Regions from separate parts of the Homo sapiens genome. Here region 1 is linked to region 2. Evidence: read pairs that join two places in POLR2A ChIA-PET (ENCODE). Cell type or tissue: PC-9. All regions are shown on one strand. Links, peaks and the distances in the headings refer to the core of each region. The heading gives the core; the rest is flanking DNA. Region 1 overlaps GOLGA6A (golgin A6 family member A). Region 2 overlaps CCDC33 (coiled-coil domain containing 33).

Region 1 (9,260 bases), core at 944-8,943, 180 kb after region 2:
CTCACATTTATTTGTGTTTCTAATTTACCGTTTAAATTTATTTGTAAAAAGTTAAGGGAGAGTTGGTCTTTCCCTGATGTTCTTTCTGGCATCCTTTAGCATTTTTATTTTTAATTTGATAATTGTAGGTCATTAGTATGCATATCGAGTTTGCCCTTAGGTGGTGGGAATTCAAACACACAAAGACCCACTAATTTGCACAAAACTATTCTGGCTGGTTTGGAACAGGCTGCCATGCTTTTTTAATGTTATTGCAGCATGTATATTCATTCCAGAATTCAGATAAAATGTGCTTATGTTCTGCTATTACGTTTGATCGAATCCTAACCACAGTGAGCTCTTCATTAGCTCAATATGTGGTTTGCCCTCAATTGAGCACTGTTTATTACTTTGTAATATGCCACTGTGAGTACTGACATTTAGAGTTGTTTAAAGGCCAAGAACTGGAAACAGCCTTTTCCCTATTTTCTGTGTATTGGGGATGGGAGTAATAACATTTTGGGGAGCTTTTTAAATCTCACAGAAGAGGAAAGTGGCCTGCTCTGGCAGGTGTGTGCAGGATAGAGTGTGTTTCATTTGTTCTGGTGCCAAGAATGAGCGCTGTACTATGGTAGTTCCCTTAGGATTTGTATGTGCTCTGGGCTCATGAAGATATTGCATCATGAGCTGCAGCAGTTGTACCCTTTCTTGATGACCTAAAAAGGGATTATTTCTGAGGAATGAAAGGCTCCCATCATTGACTGTGGATGTGGAAAACCTTTTCTAGCTTAGAGCATTTATATCTACAATACATTTTAAAGTCAGAGTTCATGTTACCTGTTTTAATCACGAGTATATGTCCCAGTACACAAAAGGGCACTGGTTGGCATTCTTCTTAAGGTATTTAGTGAAGATCATAAGAAATCCTTTAAGAGTTTAAATGTCCCTGGAAGAGGCATACAGGCTCTAGTCAAGAATGAATTCGAGTGAAGGAAAGCTGTGTGACACCTGGCCTTCCTCTATGTTCATGGAGCTTCTTTGAGGCTAGAAGATTGATTTTATCATCTAGACCTCTCTGGCTAATACCTATTCTTCAGCCACATTAGTTACTCTGACATAGGAATTTACTTCTTTTCTTTGAATGGAAAACACTTTAAAAATAATAACAACCATTATTATAAACCAATATATGTGAGAGTACTTAGTTGAAACAAAAAGGAGTTTTAGTAGACAGTATTATACTACACATGAAAATCAAGGCGAAGTTTATGCAACTTAAAATGTTTACAAGCTGCAGTGCAATCTAATGTTTGTGAATGTCCAAGTATTATGAGAAAAAGTGTCTATACAATGACAGACTTATGTTTCCTCACAAAGTTCTTCACAAAGAGTGAAATATGTTTTTATACCTCTCAGTTTCAGTTAGAGGCATATTTTGTGCCATATTTATGTTAATGTGCCTATACGTGATGAGTGAATTATTTCAGTCATACATTGCCTAAATCATAACTTTAAGATGCTTGGGAAAGAATCAACAGCTAAAAGTTCATGAAGTTCTAATGTCTGTGTTCCAAAATACGTCACAGTATTAGGATGCAGGGAGAGATGTGTGTGCGCTCCCTGGGGTGGGCATTTCTAGTTACTAGACCATCTCCATTTTTAGCATTTGGCATCCTCATGATACTTTTATACATATGACATTAATAGGAGAGCAATAATACGATTTTACAGATGGAATAACAGATGTGCCTGCATTCAGTGAAAGAGTGCAAATATTAAGTCCTTGTGACTTCAACTGACTCTTCCAAATTGTATGAATTTATCAATGTATTAGATAAACTCAGTTCCAGAATTATAAAGAAAAACTGTTAGACCAACGAATGTGGCTAATTAACAGTAGGACGATTTCTAGCCCGAGGGTTTAAAATGGACTTCAAGTCCTGTTCTTGCCTTTTATTTTCTGAACTTGCCACTTTTGCATTCTTTGAGTTCAGTTTAAAGACAGTTTGAGTCCAATTTAGACCCTCGGGCTAGAAATCATACCACTGTTAATTAGCCACCTTATTTGGTCTAACAGTTTTTCTTTATAATTCTGAAACTGGGTTTACCTAATACATTGATAAATTATTTCAAAGGTATTTTTATAGTTCAATCACTTCACTTTTACCCTGATAAATATAAATGACTAGGAATGATCTTCAGCTAGCCTTTAGCACCTGCAACCAATCTGACAATAATGTGTTCATCAGGTACCTGTGGATTAAATCACACACCGGCATATTTAAGCTGAATGTCAGTCTGGAAAATGAATGTACTATATTAACTGAAATACCACTCTTTGTGTAGGTATTCTGTCATATATTTAAGAAAAATTAAATAGCATGTAAATCATATGACAACAACTTAAGTCTTTCTTCAAAGTGCATGTGGTCCTTTGCAATACCTCATTCAGCCAAGTATTTGTTCTCTTCCTCATTCAGTATAAGGCAGCGTTCAATTTGCTTAGAAGGCAACATTAGAAGGGTAGAGTTTAATCAGAAACATAGAATTTTAAAGTGTGGGTTCAACTGAATAAATTTGAATTTCTGTAGGAAGTAAAGAATTAAAAACCGATTTAAAGATTGCAATATATAATCATTTTTAAAGTATTTGATTAAATCTGATAGGTTTTCCAGAAATGAAAAAAAGTCAGTTCTAAAACCAAAGCTGATATTTAGAAAATGTGAAAATGTAAATCAGTCCTATCCATAATAGTTTCTCTAAAACTTTATCTTAAAGAGTCATTTTAAAAGAATATAACTATTCAAAAATGTAACTGCTATCTTAAGTTTTAAAATAAGTTAAGACATTTTAAAATATGAATACTGTAGTTTAAAAGAAAGAAACTGGGGGAAGGAAAAGTAGAGAAAGAAATGCCAATTCCAATGCAAAGCTTTATTTGCCAAGTTTTCTTAGAATGACTTTTACCAATTTATGAATTCTTGTAAACAGAATGTATAATGGAAATACTGAAACACTGTTGCCTAAAGTGGCATTATTCACTGCTACTGTGATGCTACTGTAATGTAATAAATTATTAAATTGTTGCAAAGTGCTGTTTTTGCCTTAAAATTTTGTGTGTCTTGAAAACTGTGGTGTTAAAGGTATTGAGACTGTGCAAATGCTGGGCACGCTTGGCATGAGATAATCGGTTTTTATTTTTATAAAATTTTAATGTAACCATGAAGTGTGTTTATTTGAAGAACACAAACCAAAGTTATGGGATAAAAAAGGTTGTGGGATGAAAAAGTTACAGGATAAAAAATGTTGTGGAAAGGTTGTGGCAAAAAAAGTTGTGGAAAAAACGTAAAAGTTTTATGAAAAGCTTAAAAAAAGGGCCGGGCTTGCTGGCTCACGCCTGTAATCCCAGCACTTTGGGAGGCCGAGGCGGGTGGATCACAAGGTCAGGAGATCGAGACCATCCTGGCTAACATGGTGAAACCCCATCTCTACTAAAAATACAAAAAAAAAAAAAAAAAAAAAAAAATTAGCTGGGCGTGGTGGCGGGCGCCTGTAGTCCCAGCTACTCGGGAGGCTGAGGCAAGAGAAAGGCGTGAACCTGGGAGGCGGAGCTTGCAGTGAGCCAAGATCGCGCCACTGCACTCCAGCCAGGGTGACTGAGCAAGACTCCATCTCAAAAAAAAAAAAAAAAAAGCTTAAAGTATTATGAAAAAGAAATTATGGGATTAAAAAATAAGTCATGGGATAAAAATAAATAAAAGCAGGCCCCTGTCAGCATAAGCCTGGAGAAGTGGGGCTGGAGTCTCTGTCCCTACCATGCTCCTACCACCCCCTCCCAGTCACCCCTTTACCATTAGGGTAGCAAGACAAGACCCCTGTCTAATGGGGGGAGAAAAACAGACCCTTTGCCACCTTGACCAGGGCTGAGTCCTTAAATTTCTGGATGATGATGATTATTATTTAAGAGCCAGAGGCTGGTAGAGCTGGTTTGTTTGGAGGAGGCCTCATGGCCTCCCTACTCTCACCGAAGCAACTTTTCCCTCAGGGGGCTCCCATCTTCTTATTCAGAGAGGCAGCTGAGGCGGGACAGTGGGGCTAACTGTAGAGCAGGTGAGGGCACAGGCTGCTGGGGTGGACCCCCTTCCGCAGTGTACATATAGTATCTGTGTGACATTTTGTATATTCCAGGGGGTAGGGCCACCCCCTGTATTGTACCTAGAGGAGGTTGGAGCTGGCATATGAGGAGGAGGTTCTAATCACTATTTGTGGCTGGGAAACTTATTTATTGATAGCATAGGACAGAGGAAGGAGGCGGGGATGGGGTTGTGGCTCCCTGGTGATGTGACTCCCGTTTATTTTGCTTTTCATTTTGGAGTAAATGGATTTAGCCATACTGCTCAGCCTGGTGGATTCCCGTGTCCCTCACTGGGTCCTGGAGTTTGTGCCACTGAACGAGGAGCCCTAGAGTGTCTGAGCATGTCCAGCTGGGCTCTTGGGGACCTTCCAGGCCTGTTACCTGTATGCTGCCTGGTGACACCTGGTGGATTTCACAGGGACTGCCATGGCGCCTATAGGGCACAGTCCCGCCCTGACAGCCAACAGCCTCAGAAGCCTGATGTAGCAGTGGCCGGGAAGACAAATACCAGCACCCAAGGGCACTGACTTCCACCCCAGGCATCTTCCGTTCCATCCCCCTGCCTCCCTCGCCTGTCTGCACCCGGTGGCCTGTTCTGTCTGTCCCTCCAGTGTACCTGGTGGCCTGTTAGTGCTGGCTGCCCCGCAGGCTCCTCCAGGCTGAGTTCATGGCCCTGCCCCCTAGTGGCCAGAGCCGGCTTCGCAGGATAAAAGCCAGCTAAGCTCCAGGGGCTTTCCAGGAAAAGTGTCCCTTGGAAAGGGTGTGTGGCCTTTTCACTCCTCCCAACAGCACCCTAGAAATGGCTTGGCCTTTTCCCTCCCCTGCACTCCACAGAGAACACAGCTAGCAGAGGACACATTCCCCATCATCCAGAAATGGGTTTGATTCTCAGCCGAGGGACAGCAGGACTGGTAGAGACTGTCAGGCCACACAGCTGCCTGCACAGCACCCCCATTCTTGGTGGGGGGTGGGAGGGATGGCGGGGGCTGGCTGTCCACAGGCCGGACATGACAGGGAGGCTCACTGGAGGTGGCACACTTTGGAGGGGCAGTGTCAGGGGAGACCTTCGTCTTGTTGGGCCACAAGACTCCACAAGGACAGCACGGTGACAGATTCCCAGTGCTAGAGGCGAGGCGGTCAGCCATGTGTAGGTATATATACATATGAGTATTTATAGATATTTATAGAACAGGGCAGGGGCATACCACAGAGGGGGCACAAGTTTTCAGCAAGGGTCACACCTGGATGTGTCAGCTCACCACTACGACAGACTAAGTCACAGATGAAGGGGGCTGGCTTTGGGGCTGGGGAGCCACTGTCAAGTCACAGGACACCCGCCCAGGCAGGCTTGGAAAGGGAGGCCTCCGAGAAGAGGAGGATCTGTTTAGAGGTCAAAGTGGAACCTGGGGCTCTCAGGACAGGATGGACTTGCCTGACCTGATCACCTGGCAGTTGGAGAGAAAGCAAAGAGAAAACGGGAGAGAGAAAAGTGAGCAGAGAGCTGGTGAGGCAAGCACAGAGCACAGGCGTGCTGCAGCAGCTGTGGGAGGGCCGGGGAGGGGAGGACGCAGGTGCAGGTGTGGCAAGGTTCCTGGAAAAGAGAGGCTGGAAGGAAAAGGGGAGGAAGATGGAGGGAGGAGCCGGAGCTTCACAGGTAGTGCCTGGGGGCTGCGGCGGCCCTCCCCAGCCCACACACACTGGCCTCTCCCACGGCACCCAGGCAGTGCAGCCACAGTTCAGACCAATGCTCAGCCCCCTCCCTTCCAACCCACTGGCCCAAGGCCACCTCTCACCTTGGGGAGCCCCACCCAACAGCCACCAGGCCTGATAGAAAAGGAACACTGCTTGACCCAGGATGGTGAAGCTAAAAGGGATGGCTGGACTGGAGTGTGCCAGGGGCCCCTCTGGGTGGTCAGAAAGCCCAGGACCCTCTGAAAGGACCCTGGGGGAGGCAGGAAGGGCATATGCCACTGGCCATAGACTTATAAGTCTAAGAGGGGAGCCTCAGCTGGTTGTGGGGGCCTGCAGGTTGCATAGGTGAGCCTGGGCCCCTCCTGCTGGGAAAAGCAGAAGAGGGAGAGTCTGTGGCAGGGGAGGTGGGTGGGCTGGCTATGTGGAGCTCAGCTGGGCCAGCAGGGACTGTGGTCTCCTTGGCTGAATAGCACAGGTGACCCCTAAGAGCAACAGGCCAAGGTGAATGAGCCCGCTGGCTGGCGGTAGTGTTTCAGCAGGGGCCAGGGACCCTGCCTTCAGTCACACGCTAGCAGCTATGGTGGTACCTGGGAGGGAGGGAAGGGGGCTGTGTGTTCCTGCCTGGCCTGTGAGGTGTGTTGTGGGATGACCATGTGTATGGGACTCTCAAGATTTTATCCAGGATCACCACTGGATTGCCAACAGATAGAGGAGGTGGGACCCTGACTATCACCCCTGCTCTACAGTGGATTTGGCTCTCGGCACTCCCAGACTGGGAACTGGATACCCTGCCCTGGCAGCATGACTCAGACTGCACGACAGTTATGTTGTGCCCAGGTGACATTCCTAGGCCTCTGGCCGCCTCAGAGTCCAGCCCCACACACAACGCCCTCCACATTCCCAGCCCCTACACCATAAACCATGAGTTCTCTGCCCTCTCCGAGGACTCTAGAGAGCACCCACATCTGCCAACTTGGGCATGGAGCCTGTTCCAAGAGCCCACAGTCTTAGCCATGGAGGCTGGGGGGCTTTGGGGCCGTGGGGGCCAGCCCTGGTACCTGCATCCAGTAGGATGCTCTGCACCTGCAGTCAGGAGTTGTCCATGGGCCCCCGTGGGCGTGCTGATTGTGTTCATGACCGCTGTGCCTGCTCTGCCGACTCCTCCATCAGCATGTTCTTGTCCCCATGCAAGTACAGGTTGGCCAGCAGCTCCGAGAAGATAAACTCCTTGGTCTGAGAGTGGGCAAAGAGGGAAGGAGGTTGGGACCTGATGCCTGTGCCACCCTGGCCACGCCGCCAGGTCCTGCTGGGGCTGTACGCTGGACTTGGAGCCCCGGGTATGGCTTTTCAGATGCGGCTTCTACACTGCTTAGACTCGAAGACCCACCTCCCCACCGCTTTTTCTCACTCAGATGGGGACACTGAGGTCCAGAGGAAAAGTCACCTGCCCAAGGTCACAGATCTGGGAGGGGACCCAGGACCTATCATGCCACCAGGACACCTGTCTACTCAGTTTTTAATTTTTGGAGATAGGATCTCGCTCTGTCACCAGGCTGGAGTACAGTGGGTGAGATCACTGCTCACTGCAGCCTCAACCTCCTTGGCTCAAAGTGATCCTCCAAGGCTAGCCTGTTGAGTAGCTAGGATTACAGGCACGTGCCACCACCAGGCCCAGCTATTTTTAAAATTTTTTTGTAGAGACCAGGTCTCACTATGTTGCCCAGGCTGGTCTCAAACTCCTGGGCTCAAGCGATCCTTCCGCCTTGGCCTCCCAAAGTGCTGGGATTACAGGCATGGGCCACTGTGCCCAGTCCCACGTTATAGTTCTATGGGACAGCTCTGGTCTGGACCGTGCCCCTCTCCCTGCACCTGGTCCCATAGGGCTGGTTGTCATCTCTGCCAGGCCAACACGGCCACCTGTGTCCCCAGTGCTACAGGAGCCCCTGCCCCCATGAGGTGGTGCATGCACGTTGTTGATCATGAGGTGCATGATGGTCTTGGGCGTGAGACCAACCATGAGGTCCCACACGGTCTTGTTGACAATGGTCACATAGGAGTCCACCAGGCTCTGAGTGGTCTCCATTTGCTGCTCCAGCTGTGGGTCCATGGAGTGCATGAAGCTGTCGGAGACATTCTCCTCAGCCTTGCTGGCCTGCCATGGAGAGCACGAGGGCATCAGGGCGGCCAGGCCATGCAGCCAGGCTCCAGGCATCCCCAGGATCTCAGTCCCTCCAAGGGTACCTGGAACATTGAGGCACAGGGAGAAACAACTGGCCAGATCACACACCCAGCTCCCCACACGATCTAGAGGGTTTCAGGTCTCGGCCTCTCAGGACCCCAGACTCTCCCGATTCAGCCTCATCTTAGTTCTGACTCTAGTACCCAGAATTTGTCTCCATTTCCCAATCCAGAAATTGGAAAAGAACATCTCCAGGTCCCTTACTTGAAGACCTGGCCAGAGCTGGTGCCAGGTTACAGACGCCTGGCAGGAGGCAAGAGAAGGGCACACTCACATTCCCCTTGTCCTGGGAGGCCCACACCCCAACATTGCCGCCACCGCTGCCACCTGGGATCACAGCCACCTGGGATCACAGGAAAAGGGGAAGGGTTGAGTGAAGCTGGGACACTGCACCCCAACTTTAATGTGTTGATGAATTCAATTTGCTAATATTTTGTGGAGGATTTTTGCATCAATATTCATCAGTGATATTGGCCTGTAGTTCTCTGTTTTGGATGTATCTTTGGTTTTGGTATCAGGGTAATACTAGCCTTGTAGAATGAGTTTGGAATAGTTGGGTAAGGCCTCTAGTTTTGGAATAGTTTGGGTAAGGTTGGTATGAGTTCTTCTTTTAATGTTTGGTAGAATTCAGCAGTGAAGCACCAGGTCCCAGGCTTTTCTTCGCAGGGAGACTTTTTATTACCGCTTTGATGTCATGATTTCTTATTGGTCTGTTCAGGTTTTGGATTTCATCACGGTTCAATCTTGGCAGGCTGGATGTGTCTAGAAATGTATCCATTTTTAGTAGGTTTTCCTATTTCTTTGCATACATTGCTTATAACAGCCACTAGTGAGCCTGTGAATTTTTGCGGTATCAGTTGTAATTTTCCTTTTTCATCTTAGATTTTATTCACTTGTGTCTTCTTTTTGTCTTAGTCTTACTTAGGCTAAAAGTTTGTCAACATTATTTATCTCTTCCAAAACCCAACTATTCTTTTCATTGATGCTTTTTCTTCATTTCAATTTCATTTATTTCTGCTCTGATCTTTATTATTTCTTTTCTTCTAGTAATTTTGCGTTTGCTTTGTTCTTGCTTTTCTATTTCTTTAAGGTGCATTGTTGTTTATTTGATGCTTTTCAACTTTTTAAAAGTAGGTGTTTATAGCCATAAAGTTCCCTCTTAGTACTGCTTTTGTCGTATCCCATAGGTTCTGGCATGTTGTGTTTCCATTATCA
Region 2 (9,260 bases), core at 659-8,658:
CTGGGACGCAGGCTGCAGCCTGGCCCGGGCGCTGCTCCCAGCTGGAGAAGGGTGCAGCGAAGTGCTTTCCCCTCCCCCCTCCCCGCGTTCTCTGTCCCCACCCTCCCGCCCCACGTGCCGCAGCCACAGGGAGGGTGCAGGAGGACTCGGGGTGTGCCCGGCTCTCCGAACCCCCACCCAGGCTCGTGTCGCCTAGGCTCCTGCCGCGCGTTCCCATGGCAACCGGGTGATGGCGCGGGTCGCGGTGCCTGCCTAGGAGCCACACAGCCACCCAGCTCCCCGCCCCGCCGCCCAGGCCGGATTGGTGACAGTCAGGGCCTCAATCTCCCGAGATGATCGGCGATAATTGGTTTATGGAAATAGCTGAGCGGAGAAGGCGAGCTCCCCGCTAGAAACCAGCCTCCCTGCCAAGCCTGCTCCCACCACCTGTGCTTCCCTCACCACGGAAATGGAGTTGGGGGAGGGATGGCCGAGGAGCTGGGCTGGCACAAATGGGGCTTTTAAGGCAAGTGTTTCACCTGTTGCTCTCGGCACAGCTTCTACCCCCCTTTCACAGTGGGGGCCCTGGGGGGGCAGGGACTTATCATAGTAACCAGGTGTTGGCCTCAGTCACTCCTTGGCTCCTAAGTTTGGGCTCAGGCCTATGTTGGATGCATTGTTGAGGGAAATGGAGGAGGAGATCCGTCCTCAGGGAGCCCCAGAGGAGTGCATAAACCATGTTGATATAAAGTGCTTCAGACCAGGGTCACCACTGCTGTGGAGCTCCAGAAGAGGGAGAGCTCAACTCTGGTGGCTGCCTGGAGGAGGAGGCTTTGAAGGCAGGATTTCAGCAGGCATTGGTGAGTGGGCTGGGGCAGGCACTCCCCAAAAGGAAATGTGGGCAACAGACTCTTGGCAGGAACTGAATGGTGCCAGTATTGGTGGGGGAGGGGAAGTATAGGGTGGCTTGGTGGGAGGCCACCAAGGCTCCCGCCGTCTGTCTATAGAAGGTCTAGGGGTGACATGCTCCTTGGAGGGTGCTTTATAATAAAGATTGAGCAAATATTCAGTGTCCCCAGCGAAGGTTGGCTGGATGGAGATTGTGTTGCCCCTTGGCGCCTTTCTGGAAGAAGTGAGACCCGTGAGGTGGGCATAGACGTGGCGTGGCAGGCCTTGGTGCCAGGCTGGGGAAGTGTGTACCCTGACAGCAGCTGGCTGGAGGGGGTGTGTGGGGTGCATTAAAGGCCCAGAACTAGGGGAGTCCCCATAATAGAAGTGACTGGAGAAGGAGGGGAGGAGGGGAGGGTGGTTATGAGGACCCTACCCCAGGGCTGGGTATGGTGGGGTGGGGCACCCAGAAGTCAGGAGAGGCAGGTCCCAAATCTTCCCCTTCCCCAATCTGACCATCATGCCCATGAGCCCAGCCCAGACTTTTGCATACAAGGAACCTGCCCCACTGGAGCTGAGCTGTGACCAATCCCTGCCCCACTGGTGTGGGGTGGGGAGGGGTGACTCTCTGGATCCGTTGGCACCCTGTCTTCCCCAGCCCTGGTGAGCAGCTTCCCATGCAGCAGCGGAGATGCCAGGTAGTGCCCACAGCAGCTCCTCCCCTCTGGGTATGACAGTCCCAGTCCTGGGCCTTTGGGTGCTAGTATTCCAAATAGCTGTCCCCTGGTTTCTGCTCACAGCCCAACCCATCCCCTGCCCCCACTCTCACGCAGCTACTTACACCACCACATAGGGCCACGGCTCGGAGCCATCCTTGCAGGCAGGCAGGTTGGTAGCCCCATGGAGGGTGACCATGATGGTCTCCTTCTTAGAGGGAGACAGGTGACCGATCTCAGGTTCCGTGCTCTGGGAGGCGATCAGGGGCTCCTCTGGGTCTTCAGTGTTCTGTGGGGAGAGCCAGGGCTGAGTGTTTTTTTTTTTTTTTGAGACAGAGTCTTGCTCTGTTGCCCAGGCTGGAGTGCAGTGGTGCCATCTTGGCTCACTGCAGCCTCTACCTCCCAGGTTCAAGCAATTCTCCTGCCTCAGCCTCCACAGTAGCTGGGATTACAGGCATGTGCCACCACATCCAACTAATTTTTGTATTTTTAGTAGAGACGGGATTTCCCCATGGTCTCAAACTCCTGACCTCAGGTGATCTGCCTGCCTCGGCCTCCCAGAGTGCTGGGATTATAGGCATGAGTTACTGCACCTGGCCCTGAGTGGCCTCCTCTGCTGCGGCACCTCCCTTCACTGCCACCCTCTAGCACTAGCCACTCACAGCTTCCGTCAAGTGCCTGCCTCCCTCTGTCACCCTTCCGCCCACTCTGCAAGGCAGTCGCCTTGGCCCCATTTTCTCCCTACTTCTGTCCCCATCCCACGTCTCTCTCAGTGCCTCTCCTCTAGTCCTGGATCCTACCCTTCCTGCAGGATGAGACAGGCCACCTCACCTTTCAAGTCTGGTCCCACTTCTAAGCCTTAGCTTTCGCAGGTGTCCTCGTCTGTAATTCCTAAATCCCACCTGCTTTTGCAGTCCTAACAATGGGCCACCTTCTTCAGTCTATCTTGTAACCTCACCTCAGCTCACCCATCACCTCAGGTCCCTCCTGTGCACAGCACTTTACAGCTGACAAAGCTTCTCCACGTTCATGGGGGCATTCAGTGCATTACGTGGAGGTGAATGCATGTGTCTGTCCCAGATGCCCCACCTGTCTTCTACCCAGGAAACTTGCGGACTAGGGAGGAAGAGGTGCCTGCCCATGCAGGGGGCTTCCTACACCAGTTGCCCCAAGCAGGGACTCAGCAGCTTAGTAACTTGTGGATTCATGGCCCAAAGGACCATCTTAACGAGAGCTGCTGAGAGAAGACAAAGCCCTGGCCGGCTGAGGCGGTCAGGGAAGACAGCAGGGAGGAGGAGGCCTTAAAGGGTTGGGAGAAGGTGCAGGAGTGGAGTCAGGGAGGACAGGCCAGGAGCAGAACACTGGAGCGAAGGCAGCAAGCGGGAAGGGGCAGAGCTTTCCAAGGCCCAGAGGTGGCTCAGTTTGACTGGGGAGGCAGTGGGGACTCAGAGAAGACGGCAGAGCTGGGCATATAAACGCGGTGGGGTGGGGAGGGGTGTGGCCATGAGGCTGCTGTGGCTCAGGGGTGTCCTTGTCCTCCCTGGCCCTGGTCCTCCACTGGCCGGCTGGCTGACTCACCACTTCCAGTTAATCTGACACAGATTAACCCTTGATAGGCCTCCCGTGGTAGGAGGTCTTGCCTACCCTTTGTCCCTCCAGCTGATATGAGGGGCCATAGAGGGGCACTCCTGGCTCTGGGAGAGGAGCAATGGACCTCCTCAGGGTGGAGGCAGGGCCCTGAGGGGCCACTGGCAGGCTGTTCCTCATCTCTGGAAAGCTCAGCCTGTCAGACCCTGCATTCCAGGGCAGGCCCTGGTTGGGTGGGGTTGAGAACAATGTCCTATTACATAGAGAGGAAATTGAGGCCCAGACAGGAGCAAGGACCTGGGCCCTGGACGGGCTCTGGTTTTGGTGGCAGCCTCGGCAGGCTGGGTCCTTGGCTCAGAATGGCCGGCTCCTGAGGAGCCCTGAGTGTCAGGAGAGGTAGGTTTAAACCAGCTCTGCCTCTCACCATGCTGGGCCCCAAAGCCAGCCATGTTCTGAGAGTCAGTTTCCCCAGTGGGGAGATGAGGACTTGGACCGACCTATCTGGAAGCTGCTCTGCTCCTACCTTGAGCCTTGGCTCCTGGAAGCCTCAGGCAGACAGAAAGAAAAGGGCACAGTGCCTGAGGCTCTGCTCTGCCCCGAGGAGTTTTAGGAACGTTATTTCATCCATTTCTCACGGTAGCGTGGGGTGCCCACCAATCGGAGCCACACACCCCCTCAACAGCTCCCCTTGGGGGTCTACTGGCCTCTCAAAGCTAACGAACTCTGGACTCCCCTTCAAACCCCTCCTCCTGCTGTCTGCCCCAACTCGTTAATGAGTTAATGGCGATGCCATTGTTCTAGTTGTTCAAGCCCCACATCTTGGAGTCCTTCCTGATTCTTCCCTCTCTTCCTCTACATCCCTTATCCAGTTCTTCAGCAGATCCTGTCAGCTCCACCTTCAAACTATATCTGGACTCTGACCCTTCTCAGCATCCTCAGGTCAGCACTCAGGTCCCAGACACCTGTATGTCCCGACTCGCCTCTGATGGAGTTCTGTTTCCTCTCCGACTCTCCGTCCACCCCATCCAATCGCCAGAGTGAGCCTTTACAGATTGGACCCAGACCCTCTCTCTCCTCTGCTCAGAACCCTGAAGTAGCTTGCTGCTTCTCTCAGAGCCTTGCAATGGCCCGTGGGGCCCTCCAGGAGCTGGCCCAGAAAACTGACCTCATCTTGTCCCACGGGCCCTGTGGGTCACTCCGCTCCAGCCACACTGGCCTCCTGGCTGTTTCTCACACCTACCAAGCTCCCTCCTGCCTCCCCGCCTCTGCCCTAGCTGTTTCCTCTGCTCCACCCTGGGTGTCACTCCAGAACTGTCATCCCTGTGCCTTGCTCCCCTACTTCCCTTGGCTTGCCTGGTGCAGGCTGTGGTCCTTGCCTAGCAAGATGGCTAATTAGGAGGTGAGAATACATGCCCCCCAGATCAGAAGTGCCAGTCCTGCAGAGAGGCCCCCCTCTCCTTCCTCTGACTGAGGAGGCCACCCCCACCCTCTTCCAGGACCCAGCAGGGCCTGTCACCATCTACAGAGGTGTTGATGAGGGTTGCCCCTCCTTCTCTCCCCCATGCTCCTGTCAGGGGAGAATGAGGGGAGGGGAAGATGCCCCTGCCTGGAGGTGAAGGAGGAGGAGCAGCCAGAGTGCTGTTCCCTGCCCTCCTGGGTAGGCAGCTTCCTCCCATATCCACCCTCATGCAGGCCACCATGACCCCCCCACTCCCCAGCAGCCTTGCTCTCCTGGTTTAGTGGCACAGGAGTAAGGCTGGCAGCCTCAGGGCAAAAAGACCTAGGTTTCAACTTGGCCGGGTGTGGTGGCTCACGCCTGTAATCCCAGCACTTTGGGAGGCCGAGGCGGGCAAATCACTGGAGGCTGGGAGATCGAGACCAGCCGGGCCAACATGGTGAAACCCCATCTCTACTAAAAATACAAAAATCAGCCAGGTGCGGTGGCATGAGGCTGTAATCCCAGCTATTCGGGAGGCTGAGGCAGAAGAATTGCTTGAACCTAGGAGGCGGAGGTTGCAGTGAGCCAAGATGGTACTCCAGCCTGGGTGATAGAGTGAGACTCCAACAACAACAACAAAAAAAAGACCTAGGTTTCAGCTCAGCTCTGGCCCTACCTCTCTGTACCACCTCCCTGAGCCTTGATTTTCCCACCTGGCCAATGGGAATGTCTGGAATAGTTTGTGATTCAGCCTTTCCAGTGGTTACTGTGCCTGAAGTTCCTGCAGTGAGGCTGGGAGGGGTGATTCATGTTCCTAGATGGATTCACCTTGCTGTGAGGGCACAGGGCCTCTCATGAGCTCCCTAGGGCCATGAAAGGGAGGGCCCAGGAGTAAGACCATTGTCCAGGGGCTCTCATTGGCTCCCTGGCAGCCCCAGAGCCCAACTAGGCATCTGCAGACCTGGCCAGGAGTCACACCGGCTCCTCCTCTATCTCCCCTGCACCTCCCCTCGGGGACAGCCTTCCCTTCTGGGAATAAAGCTTGCAGGAAGTTTGGCGAGAACTATTGTGTTTCAGTTCTGGGCATGAGGCCAACTGCCAGGCTGGCGCCTCCTGGTGAGGCTTGCAGGCATGTGCCCGCTGGGCAGGCTGGGCCCAGGGCCAGGGAGGCTTGGGGCCAAGGGTAAGGCCAGAAGGGGGATGGTGGGCCAGGGCTGCTAACCTCCTGCTATCCCTTTTTTATTCCCATGTCTGGATGGGAATCTGCAGGCTTCCCTCAGAGATGTCCTGCATCAGAACCAATGTCCTCGACCCATCTGTTACCCCTGGCCTGCACTAGAGGATTGATGAGGGAACAGAAAATGCATATACTGGGTTACATGAGTGGTAGGGAACTGGGGGTGATGGGGTACCCCCCCCGTAACTCTCAGTTTGCACAAACTCATCTGTAGGGGTGTGGTGAGCCCTGGGGAGGGAATTCATGCCTCCTCTTGGCTGGGAGCAAAGCTGGATGCTCACCATCAGCTTCTCAGGCTCCCTCTCACTTAACCCACCCAACACTGCTAGGGTGCAGAGATCAGCAGGCAGCTTTTCCAGGCAGGGGTTTGGCCAGTTTACCTGCCCAAGGCCACACAGCCAGTGGATGAGAGGCTGGGCTGTGAGCACCGAAGCAAGCCTGATTCCAAAGCTCAGCACTCTCAGCTACTCCACTGGGCCTGGCAAGATTGGAAGCTGCTAACTCCAGTGCCCTTATCCAAACAGACAGGCAGCCTTGCCCTCAATAGGCCAGGATTAGCCAGCAGATGTTGCAGGGGAACTAGGACTGCCCATCACTTAGGGCATTTTTGGATCCATGTGCTGGGGGGAAGGGCTAGGGTGAGAGGAGGAGGTAGGAACAACAGGGAGTTAATGGTCCTTGAATTCAGCTCCCGCGGGTGGGTTGGGGGGTGCTTAACTTGGTTCTGGTGGGGAGAGAGATGGAAGGAGACAAACTCTTCCACCCACTCCTCCCTATCCTCCAGCAGCCTGGGAGGCCTGAGGAGCTGAGCCCAGTTCTGCCCTCTAGAAGGGCCGTGTGTCTGAAAAGTCACACTAGCTGGAGCGGGGCTGGGCTGGGAGGCAGGGTGCCTGGCTGCCCGGATCTGTCATTTGGGCAAGTTACTTGACTGCAGTGGGGCTATTTCCCAGCAGTTTCACAAGGACTTTCAGTTAAAAATGGTCCCCCATGTTCCTTCTAGTTTCAACATCTAAACTTGCCTGAGAGTTATGGCGGCCAGGGGAAAGCTCTTTCACAGGTGAGGAAGCACACTCAGAGAAAGTAAACCTCTTGTATGAAAGCACACAGCTTAGCTAGTGAGGCCAGGGCTGGAACTGGAAGCTGGGTCTGTCTGACCCCACACTCTTGCTGTCTCTGCTGTGCTCTAACCATGCTTCCTTGGATGTGGATCCCTTCTCTGCTCCACAGTGGATGCCCCCCTGAACTCATAATCTGAGTATCCATTGGTGGCAGCAAGAGGAATTATGTTCTTTGGAGCAGAGAAGCATTCCAAAAGATGACACAAAAGTCAGAAATCATTAAAAAGGGATAGGTTTGATTACATTTTAAAAATCTATACTAACTTCTATAATGGTCCAAAATGCCCTGCAATACAAAGAAAAGAAAAAAAGGAGAAAATGTTTGCTGCATATTTAAAAAAGGATTAATATCCCTAGTATACAAAGAGCACTGAAACCTATAAACATTATCCAATTTAAAAAACATGAACTGGGGATTCACAAAAGAAGAAACACAAATATGTATTATATATACATGATGAGCATCCTTTTTTTTTTTTTTTTTGAGATGGAGTTTTGCTCTTTGTTGCTCAGGCTGGAGTGCTGTGGTGCTATCTCGGCTCACTGCAACCTCCGCCTCCTGGGTTCAAGCAATTCTCCTGTCTCAGCCTCCCGAGTAGCTGGGATTACAGGTGCCCGCTACCACGCCTGGTTAATTTTTGTATTTTTAGTACAGACGGGGTTTCACCATGTTGGCCAGACTGGTCTCGAACTTCTGCCTTGGCCTCCCAAAGTGCTGGGATTACAGGAGTGAGACACCAGGCCTGGCCAACGTCCTTTTATTTTTGAGGCAGAATCTCACACTGTTGCCCAGGCTGGAGGGCAGTGGCGTGATCTCGGCTCACTGCAACATCTGCCTCCCAGGTTCAAGCGATTCTCCTGCCTCAGCATCCTGAGTAACTGGGATTACAGACGTGCACCAACACACCCAGCTAATTTTTGTATTTTTAGTAGAGATGGGGTTTCACCATGTTGGCCAGGCTGGTCTCAAACTCCTGCCTCGGCCTCGCCAAGTGCTGGGATTACAGGCGTGAGCCACCACCCCCGGCCATGATGAGCATCCTTATAGGCGATTCTACCCAGCTATCAAAAGCGCTTCTCAAAGCTACTAATCAAAGCAACCTTGGCTCCTCCTCAGGACTCCCACGCACACTCCCCAGATCCCCAAATCCAGCTCTGTGGGGCAGGTGGGGACCAGCTGGCAGCTTAGGGTGCCAGGTCAACCTGGTGACCGGTTCTGAGTGTGTGGCATTACAGAAAGAGGCTTAATGGGGAGGGCAGAGTCTGCAGGGGGTGGGGGGCAGCTGTGGGCAGAGAACATCAGGAACCAGAGACATCAAAATCAAGAGTAATGAAGTGGAAATCACACTAGGGCCTGGGCACCCCCAGCTATTTGGCTTATTCAACCTGAGTGTAACTACAAAGAGGGTATCCCCCATTTGCAAGTATCTGTGTGCCTTTGGTCTCAGCTCCTTCTGCTATCCCTGTGGGTTAACACCATCTAGGGCAGGGGCTCAGCCTTGCTAGTGAGAGGAAGGTAAGGGGTCCCTTACATTCAACTGTTTACATCTCATCACACTGAGATTCTAGTCCCTTCCTGACAGAGCCCTGCTGCTGGGCCACAGCTTTTTATTAAGCACCCACTATGTGCCAGGCACTGTTCTGAGTGCTGGGGATACGGTGATCAACAAAACACACAAAAATCCCTTCTCTTCAGAGACCCAAGCATCTGTGTTCCAGGACAGGGGCCTAGGCCCCAGAAAATCAGGGCCAGGGATTGGAGAGCATGGGGGCAATGGGGGCATCAGGGCTGCCAAGCCAGCAGCCTGGGAATCTCCTGGGAGATCTTGGACAGGGGTAATGAACCATCTCAGTGGGCTCTCAGACTGTGTGACCCCAGCAATAAGAGTGCAGAAACAACCAGGTAAGGGTGGTCAGCATTGACAACACCTGCAAGTACACTGCATTCCAGTTCCCGTGTGGCCCAAGAGTATAGGGCAGCTAACCTGGGAGAGCCACAGAGACCACCTCACTCCCCATTTCACAGCTGTGAAAACTGAGACCCAGGGAAGGGAAGCTTTTGTCATGATTAAGGAGCAAACAAAACTTTGAAGGAAGGACTTTGAAGGAGGGACGGATTCATGCAGGTGCATGGCCCATGCCCCTGGCCTTACCTTTTTGTTTTTCAGTCCCATCCTCTTGAGGCCAGGAGTGTCTGGCCTTGTTTAACAATCTTGGGGATGAGTACTTGGTATCAGTGGGTGATCAGGAATCAGTCCTGCCCAGACAGCTGGCCTGGGCGTCTTGGAGTCCTTATG

Evidence for each region. ChIA-PET counts read pairs that join two places held together with the same protein. Peaks named below come from ENCODE experiments on the same cell type or tissue, not always from the same donor. Only the 100,000 strongest peaks of a DNase experiment are listed, where the experiment ranks them.
Region 1: POLR2A ChIA-PET joins it to region 2 with 5 read pairs; 3 of 35 experiments call an interaction of 5 or more read pairs at or near these places.

What each region holds. Positions count from the first base shown.
Region 1 is chr15:74,061,468-74,070,727 of GRCh38, reverse strand. GOLGA6A (golgin A6 family member A) reads left to right here. Exons shown (of 18, transcript NM_001038640.2): 18 at 1-871. It also overlaps the pseudogene DNM1P33. Among named protein-coding and RNA genes, the nearest start is that of GOLGA6A, 16 kb to the left of the region's middle. RefSeq lists an enhancer at 4,689-5,190. In PC-9, for the core only: a CTCF peak has its summit at 4,792 (motif pointing left); no DNase peak of the experiment used is centred there.
Region 2 is chr15:74,236,597-74,245,856 of GRCh38, reverse strand. CCDC33 (coiled-coil domain containing 33) reads right to left here. Exons shown (of 19, transcript NM_025055.5): 1 at 9,117-9,260; 2 at 1,709-1,872. The coding sequence starts at 9,137. Among named protein-coding and RNA genes, the nearest start is that of CCDC33, 4.9 kb to the right of the region's middle. RefSeq lists enhancers at 1-901, 1,402-1,903, 5,690-6,285, 6,286-6,881. In PC-9, for the core only: a CTCF peak has its summit at 5,728 (motif pointing left); a DNase peak (open chromatin) is centred at 5,566; H3K27ac peaks cover 1,321 bases.